Regions from separate parts of the Homo sapiens genome. Here region 1 is linked to region 2. Evidence: read pairs that join two places in POLR2A ChIA-PET (ENCODE). Cell type or tissue: B cell. All regions are shown on one strand. Links, peaks and the distances in the headings refer to the core of each region. The heading gives the core; the rest is flanking DNA.

Region 1 (5,385 bases), core at 218-5,217, 440 kb after region 2:
AAGGGAGAATGAATTAGCTGTACTCTTTGAAGGATGGTCCGAGAAGGCTTCTTTGATGGCAGAAAGCCAAGTTAAAAAAAAAAAAGAGCCAGGAGACTTATATTCTGAGCGAAGATATCAAATATAAAGGCCCCAAAGTGTCAAATGTGCTTGTAGTGACTGAAGAATAACAGGACTAATATGGCTAGACTGCAGGGAACCTTGGAAATCACCAGGAAATGAGGTCAGTCAGCCTGAGACTTTAGGTTTAAAAATATAATTGTTTAATGTGTTATCAATGGAATAAAATCTGGGATTTCAACAATATTCACTTTTCTCTTTAATCCATTTTGCCTAAATACTTAAAAGCTAGAGGAAAAATCTACTAAAATATTAATTAGCTGTTCTATTTACATGATCTAATTTTTTATCATATTCTTATGGCATACTCCAAAACTTTTGTAAATGTTGTCTAACATCAGGGTCTAACTCCATTTCTGTAAAAGGAAGCAATGTACAACTTTAAAAGGCAATGTGACTAAAGATGTTATTGGAACAACTAGGAAAATATGAGTATAAACTGTATATTAGATATTAGTACTATGTAAGTATTAGATTGAATGCAGTAACTGTATTGCAGGTATACAGAAGAATACTTTTATTTTTAGAAGACACATGCAGTGGTATGGCCGTAAATGTTTAACGGCTGGCTCAGAGAGGAAAAAAGGCCTTGGTTTGTAGCACTGCCAATTTCCATGGTATAAATACCATTACCATGGCTGATTTCAAGTAACCAACTAGGTGAAGAGTTGAAATGAAATATACACAATCGGCTTTTGCAAGCCAGTACCTGCCAGCTGTAGCATACTGCTGGATACATGTTGTATCTGGGGCTGAAGTGTCAAGACATCTGCAACTTACACAAGTGGCCAACAGGTATATGAAAACATGTTCAACATTACTAATAACCAGAGAAATGCAAATCAAAACCACAATGAGATAAAACCTTACTCCGGTTAGAATGGCTGGAGACAAAAGAAAGACAAAAGAAAACAAGTGTTGGCAAGGATGTGGAGAAAAGGGAACAGTTACACATGGTTGAGACTGTAAGTTATTACAGCCATTACGGAAAACAGTATAGACATTCCTCAAAATATCAGAGACAGAACTACCATATCATCCAGCAGTTCCGCTACTGGGCATATATACCCAAAGGAAATGAAATCAGCATGTTGAAGAGATATCTGTACTCCCATATTTATTGCAGTATTATTCACAATAGCCAAGATATGGAATCAATCTGTGTCCATAAAGAAAATGTGGTACACACACGTGCGCACACACATAATGGAATACTATAGAGCCACAAAAGGAATAAAATACTGTCATTTGCAACAACATAAATGAACCTGGAGGACATCGTGTTCAGTAAAATCAGCCAGACACAGAAAGACACATACTGCATGATCTCACTTATGTGGAATCTTAAAAAAAAGCTGTTATCATAGAAGTAGCGAGTAGAACAGTGGTTTCCAGAAACTGGGTAAGGGGAAGGAGAGAATAGGAAGAGGTTGATCAACAGATACAAAATTACAGTTAGATAGGAGGAATAAATTCTGGTGTTCTACTGCATAGTAGGATGACTAAGGATAACCCTAAAGTATTATATATTATAAAATAGCTAGAAGAGGCTTTTGAATGTTCCCACCCACAAGGAAATCATAAGTGCATGAGGTGAAAGATATGCTAAATACCCTGATTTAATTATTTACACAACATATATATGTATTGGAACATCATACTGGACTTCATAAATATATACAATTGCAATGTGTCAACTGAAAAAAGTACCAGTTTGAAATAAACAAAAAGGCTTTGCATTAAAAATAGAAAAAAACAGACAACAAAACTCCATGTCTATCTAGCCCACCCACCCATCCCACCTACTTATATGGAGATAAAACAAAAGTTGTAAAATGGTCACAATTAATCTATGAAAAGGTAAATGGATGTTAATTGTAGTATTTCAACTTTTCTGTGGGTTTGAAATTTTTTTTTTTTTTTTGAGACGGAGACTCACTCTGTCACCCAGGCTTGAGTGCAGTGGTGCAATCTCGGCTCACTGCAAGCTCCGCCTCCCCGGTTCACGCCATTCTCCTGCCTCACTGTCCTGCCTCAGTCCTAGAGTAGCTGAGATTACAGGCGCCTGCCACCACACCCAGCTAATTTTTTTGTATTTTTTTAGTAGAGATGGGGTTTCACCATTGTTAGCCAGGATGGTCTCGATCTCCTGATCTTGTGATCCGCCCACCTCAGCCTTCCAAAGTGCTGGGATTACAGGCGTGAGCCACCGCGCCTGGCCTGAAATTTTTAATTATAATAATTGTAGAGCAAGCAAAGTAGGGTAACTTAGAGAAATCCTATGGTTAGTTCTTTCATAAAATGAATAATTTTTTGTATATCAGCATCCTTCTGTCAAACACACCAAATATGATATAGACCTTTAAAGTTATTTTAAGACCAAAATAAACAAAAAGAAGTTTGCCAATATCAAGGGCTAAAATTATACATTCTCTTACTGTTATAAATTTAAGTAGAAATGGCCAATGATCTCTCTCACAAACCATGATCTCTCTTCACAAAAGAAAATTGCTAATTTGATGAAAAATGTAAATGCACTTTCTAGATGTTAGGATAAAGTTTTACAAATAGCCTAATTTCAGATACTGACGCTAAATTAATTCCATTCAGGAATATACATTTGGTTAAGTGGGAAACCAAAATATGAAAACTTTAAATATTGTTTATTCCCAAATACAGATTGGTCATGTTCCCAAAGGGGATATGTTTAAGTCTGACCATTATTTAGGCTTAAATATTACTGACAAGCAATATGAGTTATGATTAGATTCCCAGAAGAGTCTACCAAAGGTTTCTTAACCTATAATGGCCATCTTGCAGCATCATGGAACAAATCTAAATTCTGGGTCATGGAAGCAGAAGGGCCATGCTCCAAGCACTGAATCAATCCTAGGTAATACTCTGAAACAAAGAAAAAAGCAGTTTTGGGCAACATCTCACCACTCTATTTTCCATCAGCCTCTTTCTAGTTCCCACCTCTGCCTCACTCTCTGCCCTGATGCTGCTCTAAACTGTTCATTAGGGTCTACTATCACCCAGAAATAGTGGGCTGTGTTCCAATTTGCCTACTTTCCCTCTCCATTGCATTTGCATTAAAGATTGGGTAGTTCAATGCTGGTTTTGACTTTTTTCTATGTTATTGTATATTTCAGAAGACAAGGTTGACAGTGACATAAGTGTCCATTGATCTTTCATGCTTGTTCCAACCAGTTTTCAAAACGGAGTTCTGAAACACTCATTTCCTCAGTGCAGCTGTTCCAAGCTGTGTATTCTTGTTAGCAGAGGAAACCATTTAGCAATCCCTACCCAGTGCTAGGCGTATGTTAAGTGCCAAACCATATGTTCTCAGTTTACCTTTCCCACAAGGCTTAAGGTTGACGGTATTAGAGCAAAAAACAAAACCGTTGTTCAGAAAGGCTATGTAATTTTTTCAAGGTAATTTGGCTGGTAAGTTCCGAAGTTAGAATTTCAATCCAAATTTGATCCTAAAAGCTTAGTGTCTTAACTTTTCTTGCATTATAGTACGCTGCTAAAAGGAAACCATTTAAACTAAAATATGACCATCATTTCAACAGTCCTCGAAAAATGTATAACTAAGTATACATTTATTAATCCAAGTGAATCTCTAGTTGGTATAATTTCTGTCAGGATAGCAAGAGGAAACTAAAAGTAATAAAATCCTCATACTGTGTGAATAGCACCAACTAAGATGCAGCTGGCTGTATTTGGGAAGACCTGGCCCTTTGCACATCTATACAAATAATCCTGCCCACAGAGTAAATTAGTCCACATTTATATAGCATCTCATGGCTTACTATGTTCTTTGACATATTATCTTAGTTGAAGCTCAGAAGCAACACCCTTAGCCAGCTACATCTTACAGATAAGTAAACAGGTTTGGGACTTAATCCAAGAATGGGTCCCAAATCTAAACTCTAAATCCTTTGAGTTTTTTTTCCATTAGTCTATCCGACTTGTACTTTCTTATATTCATAAACCTGAGGTTTACCAATTTGAACATACAGACATTCTCCCTCTCTCTCAGAAACAGCAATAGGAGCAAATTCAGCACAGGGGGTGGACATCAGAGAGCTTCTAGCAAATGTCTGTGTATGAATCATTTGTTAGACGTATATAAACTGGAAACCATTGTCACTAAATGGCTTTTGCCTACTTTTAAGATATTTTATAGTGTTTTAATTCAATAAGATATGATTAATTAAGAAATATAACCTTTATTTAAGTTATGGATAGTATCCTTAACTGTATTTTCAAAAAATTAAGTATAAAATTGTGATAACAGCCTAACAGTCATTAATTCAAACCAATCCCTAAATTGGCAGAAGTTCAGCTGGTATCAGTAAAACAATCAAATATTGCTACCCAGCTGCTCCTATTCCTATCTGCTCCACAAATACTGAGACATACAAGTCATTCTTTCATTTAACAAATATGTATTAAACACCTATGCACCTACCATGTACAAGACTGCCTACTAAATGATGGGAATACAGGTGTGAATAAGAGACAAGGTTTCCGGACTCACAAAACTTAAAATCTAGCTGTAGAGACAGACAATAAACAAAAGAAATTACAAAATGTGGTCAATGCTATGAAGGAAATACAGGCTGCTCAGACAAAGAATAACAAGGGACATCTCATTTAATAAATGACAGCAATTAACATTCACTGAGCACTTTGGATAGGGTAGTGAGAGAAAACCTCTCTGAAAAAATGACGGTTAAGTTCTATAACAAAAGAACAACAAGGAGACACCAATGTGATGACTGGGGAGAAAGGCTTTTTAGGCAGAAGGAATTTCGCATACCAGATCCTAAGTGGTAATCAAAAACCTAAAAGGCAGCTAGTGGGGCTGGATATGGTAAACAAGGGGAAGAGATGAGTATCTTTTACATGGAAAGGAAAATATGAGAAAGCTCAACTCAAATTATTGCTAGGAATTGTGGTATTACACATGGGCTCTTAGGCTAATATTTTGATTATCTGCTGGCATTTTTTACCTATTCCATCCTGTTTTACTTTAATAAGAGTCTGGGCCAGGTGCAATTCCTCACACCTGTAATCCCAGCACTTTGAGAGGCTGAGCCAGGAGGGCTGCTTGAGCCCAGGAGAATGAGAACAGTCTGGGCAACATAGTGAGACCCCATTTCTCAAAAAAAAAAAAAAAAAAAAAAGACAATTAGCCAGGCATAGTGGCGTGCACCTGTAGTCCCAGCTACTCTGGAAGCTTAAGCAGGATGATCT
Region 2 (5,385 bases), core at 283-5,282:
CTCAGCCTGGCTCTCCAAGACCCCTGCTTGAAATGATCACTCCCAAGTGGTCCCTGCACGTGGACAGATGCCGAGAGCCGAGCTCTTCTCCTCACATTAAAAACTCATCGACAATTATATTTTTCTAGGTAAATGAGTTAATTAGACATATTTAAAAACTGATGGAGGATCATGAAACACTTCATATATTTGTTAACTCCTGGAGCGATTCTGTGATATTCCCTCCTCTCTTTAGAATCCTGCTTCCTCACCCAGACGCAGGCTGTCCTGCTCACTGCATGGGGAAGTTTTGTATCCTACCACCACAGGCAGCCCTGAGCTTCCTAGCCCCCAAAAGAGATGTGCCAAGCATGTTCTATCTCTTTCCGGGACCCTGCCATGTACCCCAACTTTGAGATCTAAAAACCTTTGACTCCTTAAGAGAAGGGAAGCCCAGATTGGAGTCCTTGGAGGTTAGCAAAGGGTTTGCTATTGAGATAGGAAAGGTGGGCTGGTACAGTACAAGGTCAGGCACCTGCCTTAATTTCTGTGAGGTCCATTACTTACCTTATCTTTTGGGATAAAAGACAAACTAACAAGGACAATAGGTGGGGAAGGAAAGGAGGGAGGTTTATTTCCTAGGCAAGAATCTTAATTCTTGGATTTGGTAGAAGTTGAAGGTGGTGGTAGTCTCTGAATTTTGCACTGTCTTAGCAATAAAGTAAAAAAAAAAGAAAAGAAAGAAAGAGAAAAGAAAGAAAAGGAGAGGAAGGAAAGGAAGGAAAGGAAGGGAAGGAAGGGAGGAAGGGAGGAAGGGAGGAAGGAAGGAAGGAAAAGAAAGAAAATGAAAGAAAGAAGAAAGAAAGAAGGAAGGAGAGAAGGAAGGAAGGAGAGAAGGAAGGAAGGAGAGAAGGAAGGAAGGAGAGAAGGAAGGAAGGAGAGAAGGAAGGAAGGAGAGAAAGAAAGAAGAGAAAGAAAGAAAGGAAAAGAAAAGAAAAGAAAAGAATTCCTGGTGGTCCACTGTACCCACCCAGCAGAAGCTTTATGGACTAGTCTAGAATGTGTTCAGTATCTGACAGTACACATTGTGGAACTTAGCTCTCATAAATCTCTAATCTCACTTCCTAAAAACAGTCACACCCCACTTTCTTGTATCTGTGTCTGCTATATGCAAACTGAGATGGAAAATATAAAACAGCACAGACAGAAGAAAGAAAGTAGCTTTAAGGCAAACTAGATTCCATACATTCTTTGCCGTTCTTCCTTTTGTACATCATCAAAGAGCTGCTTGGTGAGGTTGTCCATTTTTTCTGTAAAAAGAGAATGCTTTTTGAGATATGTCTGCCAAATCAATGCCTTGATTGTTTCATGTTATGTTTAAGAAAGTGAGAATGTCAGGACAATCATGTGATGTTTATTATTAACAGGACTTACAATGAGAGTATAGCTCATTTTTTATAAACAAGAAATAAAGATGAGGGGGTTTCAAAATAATAATTCTCACAAATTTGTCAGATTGGAATTATCAATAAATAGTTTCATTTATAGTACTTTTGTTGGTCTGTTATTTATTAAAGTAGATATTGGCTTTGAGACAATGAATATTATTAAAAATAAATAGAGGCCGGGCGCGGTGGCTCACGCCTGTAATCCCAGCACTTTGGGAGGCCGAGGCGGGCGGATCACGAGGTCAGGAGATCAAGACCATCCCGGCTAAAACGGTGAAACCCCGTCTCTACTAAAAATACAAAAAATTAGCCGGGCGTAGTGGCGGGCGCCTGTAGTCCCAGCTACTTGGGAGGCTGAGGCAGGAGAATGGCGTGAACCCGGGAGGTGGAGCTTGCAGTGAGCCGAGATCCCGCCACTGCACTCCAGCCTGGGCGACAGAGCGAGACTCCGTCTCAAAAAAAAAAAAAAAAAAATTAAAAAAAAAAAAAAATAAATAAATAAATAGAAACCCTTTGGGAAGAAAATGATCCATTTGTGACAAGGTTTCTCGGTCTTGGCACTATTGCTACTTTGGGCTGGATAATTCTTTGCTGTGGAGAGGGGCTGTCCCACGCATTGCAGGATTCTGAGCAGCAACCCTGGCTTCTACCCTCTAGAAGCCAGTAGCACCTCTGCTCCAGTTGTGACAACCCAAATTGTTTCCAGACATTGGCAAATGTCTGGGGGGTGAGGTGGCAGCAAAGCTGAGAACCACTCATCTGTGATAACCAAGAAAATAATCAAGTGTCTGTCTCTATCTGGGAAAGAGGAAGTACAAAAAAGGCAGCTGTTAACACTGAAATACAAGAGTCGCAAACACAAAGTCTGCAGGCCGAAGGGCAGGACGTTCCATGGCTATGACAACCCCACATTCCCAACACACCCATATGCCACAGGGGCCATCAAAATGGGAGAATGGCAGTGCAGCCCCTCAAATGGTGATGTCCCTATTTGCACTAAGCTGATATCTCATCCTTGAGCTCTACCTCACCTCTGAGCCCCACCCCAGAAGGAGTCCTCGGGGTGCACCGTCGATAGCAATTCTCCAAATTACTTTTTTTTTTTAGCCAACAGTTTAATAGTTTGTCTAACATAGTGCCAAATGTTTCTGAATCAAAATGACTGCTTCAGAACGTTGTAAGGCAGCCAGGAAATACTGGGGGAAATGCTCAAGCTTTAATTTAGAAGCCAACACGTTTTATATAACCTCAATTTTCAATTAACCAAAAGCATTGGCTTTAATTCTGGTGCTTACCATCTTAGGCCATTTGCAGATGCGCTAAAGAAGCTGCTCGAATGTGATTTACTTCTCAAGAGGAATGGGATTATGTCCATGTTAAGTTAGAATCTCAAAAAGGAGAAACAGCATTTGATAGCATCCCTGGGTCTTAGGTCACAAGCATAGGTAAAGGTTGGTGCTATTCACAAAACACTGTTTGCCATGTCGGGGGAGGCGCACAGGATAATCAGTTTATAAATATTACATTGAAAGTTTTCATGGACTTTTTGGAAGAGGATGTAAAATTATTCACCCAAACATGACATGGTCTCAGAAACATAATTTTCAGGTTATATTCCTGAGAATTTAAATGCCCTTGTGGGAAATTCTATTTGAAGTTAGGGGGGAAAAAAGCCAAAACAACCACCCAAGAGGAGTGTGCTGTAATAAAAAGGGTGGAGATGAGGAAACCCTTTCCTAACTCAGGTTCAAGGTTTACTCCCGGACCTCTGACATGCTCCTGTTCATCTCTGACATTCACATGGCTTCTGTGCCCACACCATCAGCCCTACAGAGACAGGGTGGAGGGCACGCAGCACCTAGAACAGGAGGGCATGGCCTGCTCCTCGTCAGCACCTGCACAGCCTTTCCTGCCCCAGTGCCCTGGTGTCAGGCTGTTTACTCCCTCTTCACCAACATTCGCTCCTCCCACTCTCCGCCCTGAACTCCCAGGGCTCTGCACTCCTCTGGGCCCCATCATATCCACCATTTGCTGGGCTAGAGGTGCGTGTAGAATCCCCAGGCCTGAACCCTCGTGTTCCTGCTGCCCCCACGTTGGAGCTCAAGGAAGAGATCCCTAGGCAAGATCACTGAGAGTGGTGATTTAAACTATCTGGTCAGGGATCACCAGGCTCTGTTGCCTGTTGCCTTTTCTGGGGTACAACAAGTATTGTCAAGTTGAACTTGAGCTGAAAAGCTCAAATGTGTAGAGCTAGGCTAAGCGTAGCTGTTCCACAGCCCTAAAGGAAGTGATACCTACTGGTTCCAGGGTCTGCCCTTCTTCATTCAGGGCAGGACAGTAGCAGAGGACATGGGTGTCACTTAGGCTAAGTAACTCCGACAGATCAGAATTTTTTCTGCAAATCTTTGGTGAGCACCAAACATGACTGCAGCATTACTCTGACTGTACATCAGGATTACCGTAAAGGTTTTCTAAAATTACGGATGTCTGAACCACCTCTGACACCACCACACACGAATGCGCACACACAGACACACACACACCCATTTCCTGATGCAAAAGCTCCGGGCTCATGGTCCGACCATCTGTACTTTGCAAAGGGCCCAGGAGGTTCTGAGGCACAGAGAGGAAATGCTGTGCTGTCTGACAAAAGACAGAAATAAAACAGACGAATCTGTAGGGCAAAGTTACCACGACTTAAATATGGCTATTCCTTGTGAGCAAAAATTGCCTCACTAAACTAAGTGTACACCAGAGACCCCTGGTTCTAAAACTGGTCAACCCCAGTATTGTTTACTGAGTGACTAAATCAGTGAATGTCTGGATTTGTGCCCCCCAAGCTTTACCTTTTAACTCTTCAGTCTTCTCTTGAAGCTTCAGCTGTATTTGTTCTTTCTGTGTTTCCAGTTCTGAATTATGCTTCTGAAGCTTTGCCAATTTCTAGCAGAGGGAAGGGGGAAAAACAAACTTTTTTGAAAACCTCACTTCAAGTTGTCACCATTGCCTTTCTTCACAAAAAGATGTATATTCTTAAATTAGTTTATTTTTTCTCAGCTCCTGTCTATAGATAACAGCGAGCACCAGCCACTGTAAGACGCTGCCATTTGTTTCACATGCAAGAGCTCAACGTGACTTCAAAGGTGACACTATTCCCGACCTGGCCAGCAATGACTGAAACAAGGAGAAAGGACACATTCAAGGGCTCCTCAATGTCAAGGACATACTTCTTCCTTTTGTCGAGCTTCTCAATAGCCAGGGGACTTTATATGTCGAATATGCTATGATTACACAGTTGATGGCGTAAAGGGGATTCACACTTTGCAACTGTTATGACTCAGGAAGGATGTGTGAGCACAGCAGGATTCCTATCATTTCAACTTCTCCTGGTAAAGTGTCTGCTGGGCTGGCAGCAGGCCCCGTGGTGCTGACTGATGGTGACTGGCAGCTGGCGATGCCCACGGCAGCAGTGTTGGTGCACCCAGCACCGGGTCATGGGGAGGGCAAAGGGATGTCTTCTGGGCCTCCAAGCCACCAACCCTGGGTGCTAGGACTTTGAAAATGCAGCAGAGGCTGGGCACGGTGGCTCACACCTGTAATCCCTGCATTTTGGGAGGCCAAGCGGGGGTGGATCACTGGAGGTCAGGAGTTCGAGACCAGCTTGGCCAACATGGTGAAACCCCACCTCTACCAAAAATACAAAAAATTAGCCGGGCGTCATGGCGCATGCCTGTAATCCCAGCTACTCGGGAGGCTGAGGAAGGAGAATTGCTTGAACCCGGGAGGTGGAGGTTGCAGTGAGCCGAGATTGCGCCACCGCACTCCAGCCCGGATGACAGAGCAAGACTCCGTCTAAAAAAACAAAAAAAAAACAAAATGCAGCAGAGTGGATGATAATAAAGATCACCTTCTTAGAACACACTAGCTCACACTTTTGCAGGGACTCACCATAGGCATTTGG

Evidence for each region. ChIA-PET counts read pairs that join two places held together with the same protein. Peaks named below come from ENCODE experiments on the same cell type or tissue, not always from the same donor. Only the 100,000 strongest peaks of a DNase experiment are listed, where the experiment ranks them.
Region 1: POLR2A ChIA-PET joins it to region 2 with 5 read pairs; 2 of 35 experiments call an interaction of 5 or more read pairs at or near these places.

What each region holds. Positions count from the first base shown.
Region 1 is chr15:52,666,880-52,672,264 of GRCh38, forward strand. The region is part of intron 2 of ATOSA (atos homolog A); the gene reads right to left. Among named protein-coding and RNA genes, the nearest start is that of ATOSA, 9.8 kb to the right of the region's middle. RefSeq lists enhancers at 1,022-1,101, 4,713-5,214. In B cell, for the core only: no CTCF peak of the experiment used is centred there; no DNase peak of the experiment used is centred there; H3K27ac peaks cover 1,563 bases.
Region 2 is chr15:52,231,397-52,236,781 of GRCh38, forward strand. It overlaps MYO5C (myosin VC), which reads right to left. Exons shown (of 41, transcript NM_018728.4): 23 at 4,274-4,367; 24 at 1,226-1,289. It overlaps LOC105370820 (a long non-coding RNA gene), which reads left to right. Exons shown (of 4, transcript XR_007064638.1): 4 at 4,482-5,385. Among named protein-coding and RNA genes, the nearest start is that of GNB5, 43 kb to the left of the region's middle. In B cell, for the core only: no CTCF peak of the experiment used is centred there; DNase peaks (open chromatin) are centred at 1,135, 2,205, 3,395, 3,875 and 2 weaker places; H3K4me3 peaks cover 4,158 bases; H3K27ac peaks cover 5,000 bases.